Regions from separate parts of the Homo sapiens genome. Here region 2 is linked to region 1. A link is a loop called in an ENCODE intact Hi-C map of the cell type or tissue named here. Cell type or tissue: endothelial cell of umbilical vein. All regions are shown on one strand. Each heading gives the region's core, and the rest is flanking DNA. Links, peaks and the distances in the headings are about the cores only.

Region 1 (8,331 bases), core at 96-8,095:
TGTGCCCACAAAGGGCATCACTGCCCATGCTCCATCTCAGACCAATCCATGCCTCTTCCCCATCCAACCCCGGAATAATGGAGCTACTGCTTGGCTTCTGGCCCCAAGCTCCTGTTCTAGTATCCCTCTAAATCCCCCGTCGCCCTCCTTGGGACCCTGCTCCAGTGAATTCAAACTTGCAGCTGGCTCCAGACATTTCTCTCAGCCCTCTCTGACATTCCCTATTTGGTTTTTTTTTTTTTTTTGAGTTGGAGTTTTGCTCTTGTCACCCAGGCTGGAGTGCAATGGTGCGATCTTGGCTCACTGCAACCTCTGCCTCCTGGGTTCAAGCGATTCTCCTGCCTCAGCCTCCTGAGTAGCTGGGATTACAGGCACCCACCACCACACCCGGCTAATTTGTTTGTATTTTTAGTAGAGACAGGGTTTCACCATGTTGGCCAGGCTGGTCTCGAACTCCTGACCTCAAGTGATCCACCCGCCTTTGCCTCCCAAAGTGCTGGGATTACAGTTGTGAGCCCAGCCTTCTTATTTGTATTCTTAAAAGACAGGTTTGAATCCTAGAGCCTCCATTTCCTAGCTGAGGGACCCTGGCAAGTTACTAGACTGCCCTAAGCCTCCATTTCCTCATCTATGAAATAGAGTTAGAAGGGACATGATGGCTCATACCTGTAATCCCAGTGCTTGGGGAGGCTGAGGCAGGAGGATCACTTGAGCCCAGGAGTTCAAGACCAGCCTGAGAATCGAAGCAAGACTTCATCTCTACGGAAATGTTTAAAAATTAGCTGGGTGCACTGGCACACACCTGTAGTCCTAGCTACTTGGGAGGCTGAGGTGGGAGGACTGCTTCAGCCACTTAGCACAGTAATTAGCATGTAATAAGTATTCAATAAATGGTGGGCATGGTGACTCACACCTATAATCCCTGTGTGGGAGATTTTAGGTGTGAGCATTGTGGGAGGCCAAGGAGAGGATCCCTTGAGCCCAAGAGTTTAAAACCAGCCTGGACAACATGGTGAAACCCCATCTCTAAAAGTAAGTAAGTAAGTAAATAAATAAACAAATAAATAAGAGCTATTTTTTCCTCTTAGGATCAACTCATCTATGCTGGTTTAATCTACCCCCACATTCTGCCTACGAGTCAGGATACCTACTGATTTTCATTGTTGCTGCCCATCTCTAGCTCCCTGGACAATGTTGGCTGAATGGAGGCAGGAGGAGGTTGCATACTGTCTGGGTACTGTCTTTACCAGTCAAACTGAGCATCCTCTGACAGCTCCTGGATCAGGTCCTGTGCCCTGTGCCAACCCACGGGTGGATCTAGTGTCTAGTCCTTGGGCTTAATTAGTGCTGCTGGGACAAGTCCACCAGGTTTCTTCACCTGAAGTCCCTTGATGAGTTCCTGGGGATCTGTGAGGCCCCTCTAATATGCAAACATTTGTGTGATATGCATTTTTCTATAGAAATGCTCCTTAGTTTTCACTAGCTTCTCAAACGGGTCTGTGACCTCTAGGGTTAACAACAATTGTTCCACCTTCTTAAAGAACTAAAAGTAGATCTACCACTCCATCCAGCAATCTCACTACTGGGTATCTACCCAAAGGAAAAGAAGTCATTGCATCAAAAAGACACCTGCATGCGTAGGTTTATCACAGCACAATTCACAACTGCAAAGATACGGAATCAACCTAAGTACCTATCAACTGATGAGTGGATAAAGAAAATGTAGTAGTTGGGCATGGTGGCTCATGCCTGTAATCCCAGCACTTTGGGAGGCCGAGGCGGGTGGATCACCTGAGATCAGGGGTTCGAGACCAGCCCGGCCAACATGGTGAAACCCCGTGTCTACTAAAAATACAAAAGTTAGCTGGGGATGGAGGTGCACACCTGTAACCACAACTACTCGGGAGGCTGAGGGAGGAGAACCACTTGAACCTGGGAGGCAGAGGTTGCAGTGAGCCAAGATTGCACCATTGCACTCCAGCCTGGACGACAGAGCGAGTGTCGGTCTCAAAAATAAAAAAGAAAATGTGGTATATAGACATCATGGAATACTACTCAGCCATAAAAAGGAAGGACATAATGTATTTTGCAGTAACTTGGATGGAGCTGGAGGCCATCATTCTAAGTGAAGTAATTCAGGAGTGGAAAACCAAATACTGTATGTTCTCACTTATAAGTGGGAGCTAAGCTATGGGTATGCAAAGGCAAACAGAGTGGTATAATGGACTTTGGAGACTCAGAAGGGGGAAGGTTGAGGGGGTTGAGGGATAAAAAAAACACATATTGGGTACAATATATACTACCCAGGTGATGGGTGCAGTAAAATATCAGACTTCACCATTATACAATTCATCCATATAATCAAAAACCACTTGTACTCCAAAAGCTATTGAAATTTTTAAAAACATATCTATAATAAGAAAAAAAAAGAACAATTGCTCCAGAGGAATCCTAGGATCTAGAACACCATGAGGCTAGTTTGGGCCACTGAGGACTCAGGAAGGCCCTTGCTATAGCCAATACCCACACTGTCAGCTATCTGCTTTCACTACTCCAGCCTGCCACTCACCAGCTTCTCTGGAGTAGCAGGACCTAGTCAGTTCTCCCAAATCTGCCTGAATTCAGTGCCAGTCCATTGTCCAGTCCCCGACATTTCTACTCAGCAGAGGGGGTTAACTCCACAGGTCTACTCCAGCCAGGGACTGACCTCCCTTCCCCCAACCCCACTTCCCCTCAGCACATGAGCTGCTGACCCAGGTCCTCTTCCCCAGCGTCTGGCTTTCCTCCATGGGAAGGAACTAGAATTTGAGAACACCTACCATATACCACCTTCTATACAAATATTGCAAATATTGATTATTTCCCTCAATCCTCATTTTATAGAGGTGCAAACTGAAGCTTGGTGGGCGAAGAGACAGTGATGATGATGATGATGATGATTTTACTAGATGCCATTTATTTTGAGGTTAGTGTGTTCAAGATACTATGCTAAGCATTCTTTCATACTTTTCTTTTTTTTAGTCTGCGGTAAGATACGTGGGGAAATCCTGATTTTACAAGTGAAAAAATGGAGGCACAGAGAGATGAGGTAATTAGCTCAAGAGCACCAGGGAGTTAGTGGCAAAGATGGGGTTCAGAAAAGTTCAGCCTGACTTCAGTGCTTACCCTACAACCTACTGTCTCCCTTACTGTAAGTGTGGGTATAGAATGTCAGGCACTCCCAAATGTTTCAAGTCAGCATTGCTATGATAATGGGAGAAATTCCTGTTTGTCATAAAACACTACTAGATTTCCCATTGTCTGAGATAAAATTGGGAAATCCATAAAGACATTATCTCTAGCGTCGCTGCAGCCCAGGCCAAGTCCAGGAATTCTGTGCCACTAGCCTGAGGAGGCACCCAGAGCTGGGTCAGTCCTACCCACCCCCAAGGGCTGCTCTATTTCCAGGTCCTGACCACTTCCTGTCTTGACTATTACAAGAAGTTACCAACCATGTCTGGCTGAATCCTGAGATATGATAGTGGCACCAGAAAAACCTGGGCATTGGGCCAAGGTCTGAGCTAAACAGAGGGCCCTTGGGATACAGCTTTTCCTTGAAAGGATGACAAACAGAGAGATGACTGTGAGCTGGAAGTATGATTAGCAAGCATGTCTCACTTCCCCCATGGCCCTATGTGTTTCCAACCCAGTAAGACCTGCCTGGAAGCCATGAGGCCTGAGGAAGCAGCCGTGAGGCCTCACCTCCTTCACTGCACAGGACCCCTGGCAGGAGCGCTCCTCTGCCTCTCTGGTCCTGCCTCCTCCCTCTCCTCTCCACCCCTCTGGCTCCATTCTCCTCGCTTCAGGGACTCAGATACCTGTGCCTACCCCAAGGGCTGTGTTCCCCGTCCCTGGGCAGTTACTCTCAACCGCCATCCTCTGTCTGCCTCACCCTGATTCTTTGGTCCTTCCCTAGGAACTCTTTGCCTGCACACCGATCCCTTAAATGCTCAGAGGATTCTGTACATGGTAAAACTTTCAGCCTAAGACCATTCTAGTTAATGAATGCCCTGTTTCCTAACGCTTTCCTTTGCTCAGGTCATAAAATGGACTCGTTGTGCCTCAGAATTCTACTAGGCAATGCACTGAATAAGATTTAAGCTAAGAGGACAAGAATGTTGATAACTTTACATCTGACATTTATTGAGGGCTCATTTTGGGCCAGGTGTTATTCTAATAAATGCCTCATACATATTACCTTGTAACATCCTCACAACATCCCTTAATGAGGTGGGTGTTGTTTTCATCCCCATTTTAGAGAGAAGGATGCCAAGGTGCAGAAAGGAAGAGGAGTCTCCAGTTCTAAACTCTGGCATTCTGGCTTCAGAGGCCAAACACTCAATAGTCAAGCCATACCCAGAAGCCTTCAATGCCTACACCCCCAAAAAGTAATTAATAATGGATATTTGGGGCACTGTGGCAGGTGACCATGGATACCCTTCAAGGTAGGGGGATAGAACTCCCAAAGTCCCTCAAAATCTAATTGTAATATGGCAGAGGATGGGAAGGAAGCATGTGAAGGTTTGGCTATGATATTAATTACATAGGTTATAAGATATAAGCCCCAGCTCTGTTTATCTGTGCCAACTTTTTAAGTTGTATTTTTTCATCAAGACAGACGGGGAAAAAAGTACCTTAAAAATATGAGCTAGCCAGGCACAGTGGCATGTGCTACTCAGGAGGCTAAGATGGGAGGATGGCATGAACTCAGAGGTTCGAATCCTCGCCTCTAAAATTAAAAATTAAAAAAAAAACCATAAAAATATGAGTGATTTTGTAGCAAGACTATCCTTACTGATGGCAGCAGCGGGCCATCCGAAGCAGGGGCTTACCATCACACCAGCTGCAGCAGGGAGGAGCCAGCAGTGGCGACAGGAGCAGCTGTGGGAGTGGCAGTGGCGGCGGTGGGACCCCTGCGCCCCACGTCCCATGTGCCCTGCATCCCGAGGCAGCCGACTGCACCGCCCTCACCATCACACGGCGTGGGTGGGACCCACCCCCAGGCCTGGAGCCTCCATCACTTTTGACCCTGCCCCCATGTCGCCACTCTTGCCCACCGCGGCTGCGGGGAGGGTGTGGGGAGGAGGATGACAGTCCCCAGAGCCCAGCCCAGGGAGCTGCCCCAGAGCCCGCCGCCCTGGGGGCCACCGCAATGGGGCCAGGCCCAGTCACCAGCCTGCAGGGGAACAATGCAGTTGGGCACAGAGAGGTGTGCAGAGAGGGGCCTGGGGCGCAGAGCTGGGGCCGTGCTTAGGGGACCGGGGGTGGAAAGCGGGAGCGGCCCCTGCTTAGAGACCCAGCCAGCAGTACGGCCACGTGCCCAACCCACTGAGAGCAGGGGTTCCTGTGCCTCAAGAGGAGGCTCTGCGCAGGGTTGCCGGGGCTGCATCCCCAGGATCTGCCCTACATCAGGGTGACCACCGAGCCTGACACTCCTGATGGCCGGGCTCAGGACCTACAATCCACTCTCGAAGTCACTCCTGGAGGCACCCCTGGGCAGGGTCTGACAGGGCGGGGGAGAGCCCTGGGCCATCCCTGAGCATTGGGGCCATGGTAACTCATGACAATGACACCCTTACACCAGATGCCTGGCCCAGGCCCAGGCCCAGTGAAAACTTGAAGACCTCACTCCAGACTGTGAGGAGGCACCGCCAGGGCCGCTCGCTCCACAGAGCCAGCAGGAGCCAGGGACTAGCAGAAGCCCCACCCCTTCCAAGTTGGTGGGTGGGAACTCCCCAGGTGCTGCTGCAGCCACCCTGCCCTGTGGAATCAGGCATTTCTGCACTCTTGGGAGCCCAGGAAGGTCCCTCTACCCCCTGCAAGCTCGGGGGTGCCTACTCCCGCTGCCTGGCTTCTCCCCACTGTTGGCACCCACTCTGATCTCAGAGCAAGGCCAGGGCCTAGCCTGGGCACTGTCACAGCCCTGCCTGGGATGCACACACTTGAGGCAGTGCTGACACACCAGGCCCCTGCTGCCTTGGTCCCCTCTGGACTGTGGGTGCCAACAAGCACAGGAAGGAGGCTGAGGGGAGTGCTGAGGACAGCCCGGAGCTGGCCTGCTGACTGAACAGCCTGGGCACCATGAAGTGGACAGGAGGCAGACAGGCTCCTGGGTGGAAGAGGGAGGGTCCCCAGTGAAGCTCCACTTTCAAGGGAGTGGCAGGGTGGGGGGCAGCTGCCAGTCCAAGACCAGAGAGGGAACCTGAAGTGCTTTTCTCTGAACCCTGCCCATAGCCACCTATGGACAAATCAGCATGCACTTCCTCCCTTATGAAGCCCATAAAAACCCTGGACTCAGCCAGACTGAGCAGAGGAGGGAAAGCATGACAGCCAGGGAGGTGATGACCAGCTGCAGAGAGGAGCTGCCCTCCCCAGAGGAGCTGCCCACCCCAGGGTCTCCTGTCTGCTGAGAGCTGAGGAGATGACCAGCTGCAGAGAGGAGCTACCCTCTCTGCTGAGAGCTGAACACTTATTGGGACACCCTGGCTATGGAGAGGAGCCGCTCACTACAGGTCTCCTCTGAGCTGTTCTGTTGCTCCATAAAGCTCCTCTTCATCTTGCTCACCCTCCACTTGTCTATGTACTCATTCTTCCTGGTTGCAGGGCAATAACTTAGGACCTGCCAAATGGCAAGGCTAAAAGAGCTGTAACACAAACAGTGCTGAAACATGCCGCTTGCTTGCCCCATTGGGGGCAAAGAGGAGAGAAAATCTGTGGCCCTTTAGGAATCTCAGACCTGGGAGCTCCCCAAGCCAGGGCTGTGACTCCCTCTTTGGGGCCCTGCAGTTCCTGGCATCTCCAAGCTTCTGGGTGCCACTGCATTCCCCACTGCCAGCCAGGGAAGCTATTTGTGCACCCAGTCCAGCAGCAGCCTCACAGAGAGCTGGCACCCATGTTACCACCTGGAGCTGCCCACCCTGTGGCAGCAGCCGGCATGTCCAACTGCGCACAGTGGCTAGACCCCATGCTCACTCATGCACCCCTTACCACTCCATGTCTGACTTGCAGTCTCCCTTGAAGGCATGGGATTCAGGCCGATAATGTGAGCGGAGCATGGCCTGCCAGGCCGAGTGGGTGGAACAAGCCCAGTAGGCCTGAGCAAAACTTGGGCAAAGGCGCTGTTGGCCACAGACGTTTCCCACCAGAAAAGCAACACTCCAAAGATCCAATAACACTACCAAGTCCAAATAATCTGAGTCCCATTCACGGAAAAAAGAAATTTAGTAATAGGTATACCTGAGTTACAAATCACATGACACAAGTGACTTACTGTCTCTCCTGCTACTCCCTACCCACTCCATCTCTTCTCCCACAACCCACAAGACTCATTGCAACCAGATGCCACAAAGAAAGGACCAGGGGACAGGGTCACCAGGACACATCCCCTCATTCCACCTTCCCAACTGGAGCCGCAAGCAGCATTCCTCATTTCCTTTAATTTAAGGTCTCTTTGGCTCTTAATCCCTGGGAAGTGTCCCTAACTCACCTCTAGTCTCTGATCATTTCTGTACTCTAAATCATTTCAGTATTTCTGCCCTAATTTTGTTAAGTGTTGGTCGGATTTATTTATTTATTTATTTATTTATTTACCTGCTAGCAGGTTTGTACCAAGGCCTGAATGCTTTGCTCTACACTTCTTTGAGTATTCCTAGTGTCATGTTATTTGGTGGCCAAAATGGTACATGATGGCTGAGTAACCAAAGCTGGAGAAGAGGGGAGAAAAAGAGCTGGAAGGGATCCCAGAGCACCTTTGTCTCCTATACTGCAAAAGGAAACTGAAGCCCAGGAGGAGAAAGTGACTTGACAAGGTGAAAAGTTTGACTGGTGGTGAGGGACAACCAGGTAGTTTTTGTTTCCTACTTCACGGCATTGGGTAGAGAAAATTGGGGTGGGGCCAAGGAAAGCAAAGGGCAATAAGGCATGGCGCTAAGAACACAGGCAGCGAGCTGATGTGGGCCTGATTCCTGAAGCTTCCACCCACTCACTGAGTGCCCTGGTGAGAGTTACTTAACCTCCAGAAGCCTCAGTTTTCTCATCTGTAGAATGGGGATAACCACACCTACCTCATGAGGAATCTCTGGGAAGGGTAAATGAATAATGTACACAAAGCACTTGAAACAGCATAAGCACAGGGGAAGTATGCAGAAGAGGGAGGTGCTCTTACTATTATGAGCAGTATTTCTCTCTCCATTTGTCTTCTAGGCATTTTTTATTCTTCTTTCTTTCTTTCTTTTTTTTTTTTGGTCGGGTGCAGGATCTCACTCTGTTGCCCAGGCTGGAGTGCAGAGGCAC
Region 2 (8,331 bases), core at 123-8,122, 54 kb before region 1:
GGCATGTGCCACTGCAGCTGGCTAATTATTTTTGTTTTTGTACAGATGGGAGTCTTGTTATATTGCCTAGGCTTGTGGGCTTGTGCCAAGTTCTTTCTTTTTTTTTTGAGAGTCTCACTGTCACCCAGGCTGGAGTGCAGTGGTGCCATCTTGACTCACTGTAAACCCCCACCTCCCGTGTTCAAGCGATTCTCCTGCCTCAGCCTCCCAAGTAGCCAGGACTACAGGCATGCACCACCATGCCCGGCTAATGTTTGTATTTTTAGTAGAGATGGGGTCTCACCATGTTGGCCAGCCTGACCTTGAACTCCTGACCTCAGGTGATCCATGTGCCTTGCCCTCCGAAAGAGCTGTGACTACAGGCCCGGCCAGCTGGTCCACCATGCCCAGCCGCAAGTTCTTTAGTATGTTATCCTTTTCATTTGTTATAACAACCCTTTGAGGTCAGAGAGGTTAAGTAACTTTCCCAAGGCCATATGCCTTGTAAATGGCAGGGTCAGGACTCAAACTGAAGTCACTGTGACTTCAGATCCCAAGTGCTTAGCCTCTATGCAGTGTCATAAGCAATGCTTTTCCCTATTTATACTAATATGGTCTTTCCAGAAGATGTCTCTAACTTACAGAGAAAATGGCCTTAACCAACAGAAGATGGAGCCAGTTTTAATGGAATATTCTTCAAATTGACCAGTGGAGGAAGAAAAGAGACCAAAGTAGTAAGAAAGAAGTTATGGAAAGTCCAGTAACTAGGCTTGATCTCAATGAGAAATTTCAAGGAAGGAACATTTTAGGAGTCAAATGTTCTGAACTATTTAAGCGAAGGGTGGATGGGCCTCACTGTAGATATTTCCATGCCCTGTCCTCAGCCTGGTCCTGTCTCTAGATAAGTAAGTCATCTCCCCTTCTCCAGGTGATTGTCAATTCCTCTGTGGCCAGGATTCTCTTTGTAAAATGTGATTTCTCAACCTTGGTACTTTTCAATATTTGGGGCCAGATAATTTTTTGTTGGGGAGGACTGTCCTGTACATTAGGATGTTTAGCAGCATCCTTGAGCTCCACCCTCTAGACATCAGTAGCACCTTTCCAGTTATAACAATCAAAAATATCACCAGACATTGCCAAATGTGCCCTGGGAGACAAAATAGCTCCTTCCTCCCAGTTGAGAACCACCGTTTTAAAGTATGAGTCAACTTGATCATGTAACTCACCTGCTTAAAAACCTTCAAAGGCCAAGCATGGTGGCTCATGCCTGTAACCTCAACACTCTGGGAGGCCGAGGCAGATTGATCACTTGAGCCCAGGAGTTCAAGACTAGCCTGGGCAACATAGCGAGATCCCGTCTCTACAAATTTTTAAAAAATTATCCGGGCATGATGGCAAGAGCCTGTAGTCCTAGCTACTTCGGAGACTAAGGCAGAAGGATCACTTGAGCCCAGGAGTTCAAGGCTGCAGTGAGCCATGATCATGCCACTGCACTATGGGCTGGGCATGGAAAGAAATGTCTGCTTCCCAGGAAGGATGGCGGACATAACCCAAGCTGCCCCAGCTGCCAAGTATATCTGGAAAGTAGAGATGTTGGGCTGCCAGAAGGGTGGGGAAAGCAGAAAGGCTGTGTCCCGAGGCTAGGTTCCCTAGAAGTACAGCTTGGATGAGGATCTTATTTAAGGGACTCGCTGAGGATGTAGAGAGGAGGGAGGGAAACAGGACATGGCAAGAGGCAGAGCTGGCAGGAATGTGGTCTCAGCCAGATGCCCTCCAGCCTGATCCTACGTGAATGGCACCACAAAGCCAGGCCCACCCTGAGGCGAAGAGTCTAGCCTTGAGTAACCCCTTCTCCATCAGTCATTGGCCAACATCTAGGGGCAAGACAGCTCCTGTCAGCCGAGGGCAGTTCTTCACAGAAGGGGCAGCTGTGAGCTGCTATCGGCCAACCTCACAGCAGCTGGGGGAGGAGTGCGCCAGCCAGCAGAGCTGCCCCCCCACCCGCCCCCCGGCCTTTCACTACACCCTGCATTTGGCCACGGCTCCTGGATGGGAAAGACCGACACCACAGGGGCCTGGCAGCACTCAGAGGCCTCCGCCTCCTCAGAAACTCTTGTCCCATAGTGTTTCCTTTGTGAGGCTAAACAAAGTGATCTTTGACAAGATGGGCCAGCCAGGGAGTGAGGTTGGGAGTGGAAGTGACAGGTCAGAGCCAGCAGGCTGACCCCAAGCCTTGGTAGGGTTAGCCCTTAAAAGGTAGCCACAGTGTGGTAATGTCACAGGACTGGCACCCTTCCAGCAAAAGGGAGGCTGAGTCCGGGTTCATCGGAAAGTCAGAGGAGTAAAGTAAGAAATGAAGAGTGGAAGAGGAGAAAGGGAGGGGAGCCAGAAAAGGGAGGGAGGAACGGGTGCTTAAGGTCATTGGGAACACGAGCCCCACAGCTAGACCTTCTGGGCTGATGCTCGCTCCACTCCTGTCTGTCCTGAGCCTGCCCCTCCTCTGAGATCTGTCAGACATCCCACCTCCTCCATGAAGCCACCCAGGCCTACCCTGTCCCCAGTCAAGTCTCGCTCCAGTGGACTCCTATAACATTCCCTGAGCACTCCACACTTCCTGGATCTGTCAGATTCAACCTCATGTTGGGAATTATCCTTGGTTAACTGTCTTATTCACGCCTCTCTATCCTACTCCACAACAGCACAGAATCTGGCTCACAGAAGCTGCCTGACTGATCTGTGGCTGTGGCAAGTGGAAAACTCCCTTGAGGATGATGCACTTCTTGATGTTTGAGGCAGGAATGTTGATCATGAGCAACCATGAAGACCAGGCCCAAAGTAGGGAGGGGACAACGGGGATGGCCAGGGAACCAGCCGCCATGCTTACAGGCCATGGGCTAGGGAAATGGCCGAGTCACAGAACACCTGCCTCCTGAGCCCCTGCTTATAGCAAAGAATGAAGCATAGAGCCAGCAGCTCTGGCAAGGGGCAATGGTGAGTGGGGCTTTAAGCTTGGAGAGGTCAGGGATCATGCATGACCCCTTGTTCACTCATATGGACCAAATGATGGCACAGAGCAAGTGCTCAATGATGTGCGCCCCTGAGTATCTGTCACTGGAGGATGTGATGATGGCACCACAGGGTCTAGACCTGAGGCTGGGTGGGCACCTGACACCCTAGCAAGACATGGTAGAGGGAGGCGGCAATGGCTGCCCTGGTTCCCTCATGGATTAGACTGGAATGCACTGAGGAGGAGCTGTTCTTGCACTGGTGAGAGGCAGGAACTGGGGCTTCTGACCCAGTCAGCTTTGTTTTGTGGCTTTAGTGGGGCAGCAGCCAAAAGAAACATGCTCTGGCTGGGATCCTGCCGCAGTGCCTCACACCAGACCAGGAACCATCAGGCCATGGAGGAGGACTGGGGGTGCCCCCGTGGTCCAGCCGTACTCCTCTCCTGGGACCACCCTCTCTCCCTCAGTCCCCAACCTTCTTCCCAGGGGTCTCCCACTTCAAATTTACCCATTTCCTTTGGTACTTTGAATTAGATATAAATACTTTAAATAGTAAAATGAAGTGAAACTCCTGCCTCACCCCCTAATTCAAATGGTTGCTGTTTGTGCTTTCATCTGTGTGTATCTGATCTCTTGCTCTCCCCTAATCATTCTGATAACACTTCCTTCCAAACTCTCTCTAAAATTTTGACAGCATGAGTAAAGGAAACAATGTCGTAGATAATAAAAAAAGCAGTCATTTTTATGTTACTGACATGCTTTAGAAAGACACAGATCGACCTTTCTAAGTGAGCTTTTTTAAAGGTTAATATCAGTATCGAAGTGAGTATCTGCATGGATTAGCTCAACTGATTAGAGCCCCAATGCTGGCTGGGCGCAGTGGCTCATGCCTGTAATCCCAGCACTTTGGGAGGCCGAGGTGGGAGGATCACGAGGTCAAGAGATCGAGACCATCCTGGCCAATGTGGTGAAACTCCATCTCTACTAAAAATACCAAAATTAGCTGGGCATCGTGGCGCATGCCTATAGTCCCAACTACTCGGGAGGCTGAGGCAGGAGAATTGCTTGAACTGGGAGGCAGAGGTTGCAGTGAGCCAATATCGCACCACTGCACTCCAGCCTGGCGATAGAGCAAGACTCCGTCTCAAAAAAAAAAAAGAACCCCAATGCCAATGAAGCCAATCTGAGTCAAGGGTCATCCCCAGAAAACAATTATAATCTCTCTGTTTGGCCACACAATACACCCGTAACCCAGTCCCAACCAACTTGTGTCTGTCGCAAGAGGGATTAAGCCACAGTGATTATGGCCCAGTAAAAACCCATCCTCAGTGCCCCAGGAACAACTCAAGACTATTTGCCCTCTGAGAGTGTTGCCAACATGTCTGCGGATAAAGACTACATTAACATTAGTTCAACTTCTAGCTGGGAAAGTACCCCAGGAGTGGTTCTTGGGGCAAGGAGAAACTAGTTTGAGATTATCAGTGGGCCTCAAGATTTTACTGAATTTTGCAATGAGAAGGACAACTCAGTACCCTGCTGAGTAGAAGGACTTAAAATTATAATCCCCAATCTGTCAGCAGGGACTCTCTGTGGCAGTGCTATCCAAGAGAACTTTCTATCACGTTGAAATGTTCTAGATCTGTCCAATATAGCAGCCACTAGCTACATGTGGCCACTGATGAGCTGAAGAACTGAATTTTTAATTTTTCAATTTTGGTTAATTTAAATAGCCACATGTGGCTAAAGCCTACCATATTGGATAGCAAAGATCTAGAATCCAAAAAATAACAGTAGCACCAATAGTAGTAACAGTGATTAACAAAATAGTGCTAACATTAACAAGAGCATTACACCATTTTCCAGACATTGTTCAAGCACACTCCAATGTCTTGCATATATACTACTCTTTTCCCGGTCTCTTGTGATACAAAGATAAACTCATGTAAAATTATTACTAACCTTACTACATATTCTGACATGTGTTTTCTAAGTCTATAAATGCTAAAAATTTAATTGCCATCTATCAGTAACTTTTTTTTTTAACGTGAAAAGGGGATTGGTCCTTATACTCAAAAAGATTAGGAACCACTGACTTACACCTCTGCCTGCAAAGACCCATCTCAGGCCTTCACCTATGTTTCCAGTGGTTGCAGGTATATGAGGGGGTGTGGGTTCCAGGACAGGGGGCCCTGCAGTTCTCCTCACCTGAGCACATCTCCCCCTTGTAGCGGACACAGGAGAAGTCGTCACACTCGCAGTACTTGCCCGTGATCTTGCCAAAGTCACTGCTGTGGCAGACACATTGACCACAGAGGCACTCGCCCCGCTGGCTGCAGACGGGCTGACCCTCCCGGGGGCTGCATTCGTCCTGCTGGGAAGGGCGATAGTCCTCCTCTGAGCACTCACACTGGGATCCCAGCCAGCCAGGCCCACAACGGCATACCCCACACTCAAAGGTCCCATTGCCATTGTTGCAGCGATGGCTATTAGGTTCAGCTTGGGCCTGGCAGGCACAGTCACAATCAAAGGTGACCTGGACGATCAGGCTGTCCTTGAAGCCCACGGGCTTTATGGTAAAGGACTTCTCCTTCTCCTGGGGACAGCCTCGCACCTTGGCCTCAATGCTGAAGCTCACCTGGATGGAAAGAAAGATTGTATTTAGACACAGTTGGGCCCAGTTAACACTCCAGCTCTGGAGGAAAAAAAAAGTTGTTCCCTGCCCTGCCAAGGAATACCCAAATTGGGTGTCTTATGCTTTTGCAATCTGGAGTTCCTCAGCCTTCCCTATATGAAGGTCTGCAAAGCAAAAACACAAGCACGGGAATAGTATCGTTGTGACATATCTAGCTGGATGCAGAGACATGGTTTACAGTCAATAAATAATAAAAGGCTGTTTTTTCACTCCACATATGAAATAGACCAGCTCAAACTGAACAGAACCTGTGATCATATAAACACCCTGCTTTGGCCTGATTATAATTATCAGCAAGATGCACAAAGCACTATTTTGCACCACACAATCCCACATGGTGGTCAATCATAAGCTCAGGATCTACTTCAGTTCCCACACATTTCATAGCTTATGCAATAAAGCATGTTTCAGGACAATATTTCTAACATGGGATGTTTGCACAAGTGCCTGAGAGACAGATAGGTCAATAGAAAGGATCAGCGTATCCAAAGATCTATTTTCTTCCCCTCCTTCCTCCCCTCCCACCAACCCCTCTCCCCTTAGGCAGAAGCGGAGGAGAAACGACCAATAAGGAAAGTCGTGGAGAGACTGGAGTGTTTTACATTTTAGATTTTACTTTCTTGTGTCGTTTTACAAAAGAAAGGTATTAATTACCTTGGAAAGGCTGGCGACTGGTGAGGGACTGAAGGTAAAGAAATATTTTCCTTTGCAATCAACTGTGCATACACAAACAAAGGTAACCAAATTGTAAGTTTTTCAAATTCCTGAGAGTGAAGTTCACGTAACAGAAATGGCTTACGCAACAGAAGCCTCAGAGGAAAAGATTGGTGGATCCATTACATCTAACTTAGAATGACTTTCAGGAAACGTATTTTTCTTGCCCATATTTTTTTTCTGGTGGAAGGGGGCCATTTTTAGTCACTACAAAAGGAAGAAAGGGGGTTGGGTGCCCACAGATGCTCCAGGACAAAGGCCCTGCCCAGCCCACCTCACCGTGTCTCCAATCTTGAGTCCCATACAAGACTTGAGGCCAGGGATGACCTCATTGTTGAGGCAGGTGGCATTGAAGGATAGAGACAACTCTTCAGGGAGGTCACGCACTTCCAGCTCTACTTTAGAACGGATTTTCTGAGCAGAAAGGGGCACAAGAAGACAAGAAATTGAACTGAAAGGAAACGGGAAATGGCAAGAGCCAGTTCCATCCCAAGCCAAATCTGGCAAGTAGCTCTGGACTCACCCCAGCAGTGCCAGAGGCCAAGGTTTGACCTGGAAGCTGCCGGAGCACCCCTAGGACTCTGTTTCCTGCGCAGGAACCTGCTCCCTCTTTCCATCTCCACTTGCGTCTAGGTGAGTCTGGGTAAAATGTACCAGCTACACCCTCCTGCAGGCCTCACAGATGTTGCAAAAGGGGAGTGCCAATACTGGTCACCTTGGAAAGTGGCATTTTCTACCTAATGTTTCATCAACCTCACCTTCCCCATGTCTCAGCTCTCTCTTTTCCCTGTTATTGGAGCCCAGTTTTCCCTCACTCTGCCCCCACAATTCCAGGGCTCTGCTCCTTCTCCATCTAATCACCATCCCCATCCCCATCTTCTTTCCTTCTTTCTCTCTTCCTTCCTTCCTTCCTTCCTTCTCAGAAGGCTGCATCCCTTCTAGAGCGGGCCATTGCCTGGGCTCTGGGAGCACACGGAGAAGGCAGTAAGACCGTGTGGTAGACTGGCAACTGGGACTCACAAATCTGAGCCCTGCTGTGTAAGCCAAATGAGGTGGACTCTCCGCGGGACTATTCCCAGCACAAGACACTTACCCCATAAGCATCAACAATGAGCTGGAGGACATTGCTGGAATCCATGGACAGAACCCCAACTGTGGTCCCTGGGATGAGCTCACTATAGTTCTAGAAAGGAAAACAAAGATGTCCAGAGCTTACCAAAGGAAGCTGGTGGTCTCCAAAAGCCCTCCCCAAATCCCACTGAGAGTCCTGAGATGAAGATTGGAGGAAGGTACGGGATATTTCAATTGTCACTGCCAGGAATATATCTAGCAGTTTTTCAGCCCTGAGCAAAAGTAGAGGAAACCTCTCACACCCCTCACCACCTCCCCTCCACCACCACAAACACCAACACATACCTAGTAAGTTCAAGATTGCAGGAAAAAGGCCCAGAGTGCAATCTTTAGCTCCTGGGGAGTGGATTAGGGGAGACTCTTTCCTGATTGGGGACTGTATCCAATGCTAGCACAGGCTGGCTACCTGGGGCACCCACCATCACAGGGCCCACTCCAGGAAGCCCGAAGGCACAGTCACCTGATAGAGATTGACTACATTTTCAGTCACTGCAAAGATCAAATTGATGTTTTTCTGGGATAGCTTCTCAGTCATCAGCCCCAAAGAGGGATAATCCTAGGAAAATGAAGGATGTAGAGGTTAATGACGTCTCATGTACATCTCTAGGGTCTAAAGCTTAGAACTTATCTTGCTTGGGCTGTGGCTCAGAGTGTGGTGGTGCTTAAACCATTTCACTTCATGCTGAAAGTGAGACAAGAGCCTGGGCAACATAGCAAGACCCCATCTCTACAAAAAAATTTTTTTTATTTGCCAGATGTGGTGGTAAGTGCCTATAGTCCTAGCTACTGGGGAGGCTGAGGCAGGATCAC

Evidence for each region. Hi-C counts contacts between places; a loop is a spot of excess contacts. Peaks named below come from ENCODE experiments on the same cell type or tissue, not always from the same donor. Only the 100,000 strongest peaks of a DNase experiment are listed, where the experiment ranks them.
Region 2: a loop joins it to region 1, with 4 times the contacts of the local background. A loop is called at or near these places in 26 of 110 quality-filtered maps.

What each region holds. Positions count from the first base shown.
Region 1 is chr17:47,235,404-47,243,734 of GRCh38, reverse strand. No RefSeq gene overlaps it. Among named protein-coding and RNA genes, the nearest start is that of ITGB3, 14 kb to the left of the region's middle. RefSeq lists enhancers at 4,562-5,498, 5,499-6,435. In endothelial cell of umbilical vein, for the core only: no CTCF peak of the experiment used is centred there; a DNase peak (open chromatin) is centred at 3,544; H3K27ac peaks cover 2,449 bases.
Region 2 is chr17:47,289,427-47,297,757 of GRCh38, reverse strand. It overlaps ITGB3 (integrin subunit beta 3), which reads right to left. Exons shown (of 15, transcript NM_000212.3): 7 at 7,982-8,077; 8 at 7,484-7,573; 9 at 6,670-6,804; 10 at 5,190-5,619. Among named protein-coding and RNA genes, the nearest start is that of EFCAB13-DT, 30 kb to the left of the region's middle. RefSeq lists enhancers at 4,871-5,371, 5,610-6,596. In endothelial cell of umbilical vein, for the core only: no CTCF peak of the experiment used is centred there; a DNase peak (open chromatin) is centred at 3,307; H3K27ac peaks cover 1,451 bases.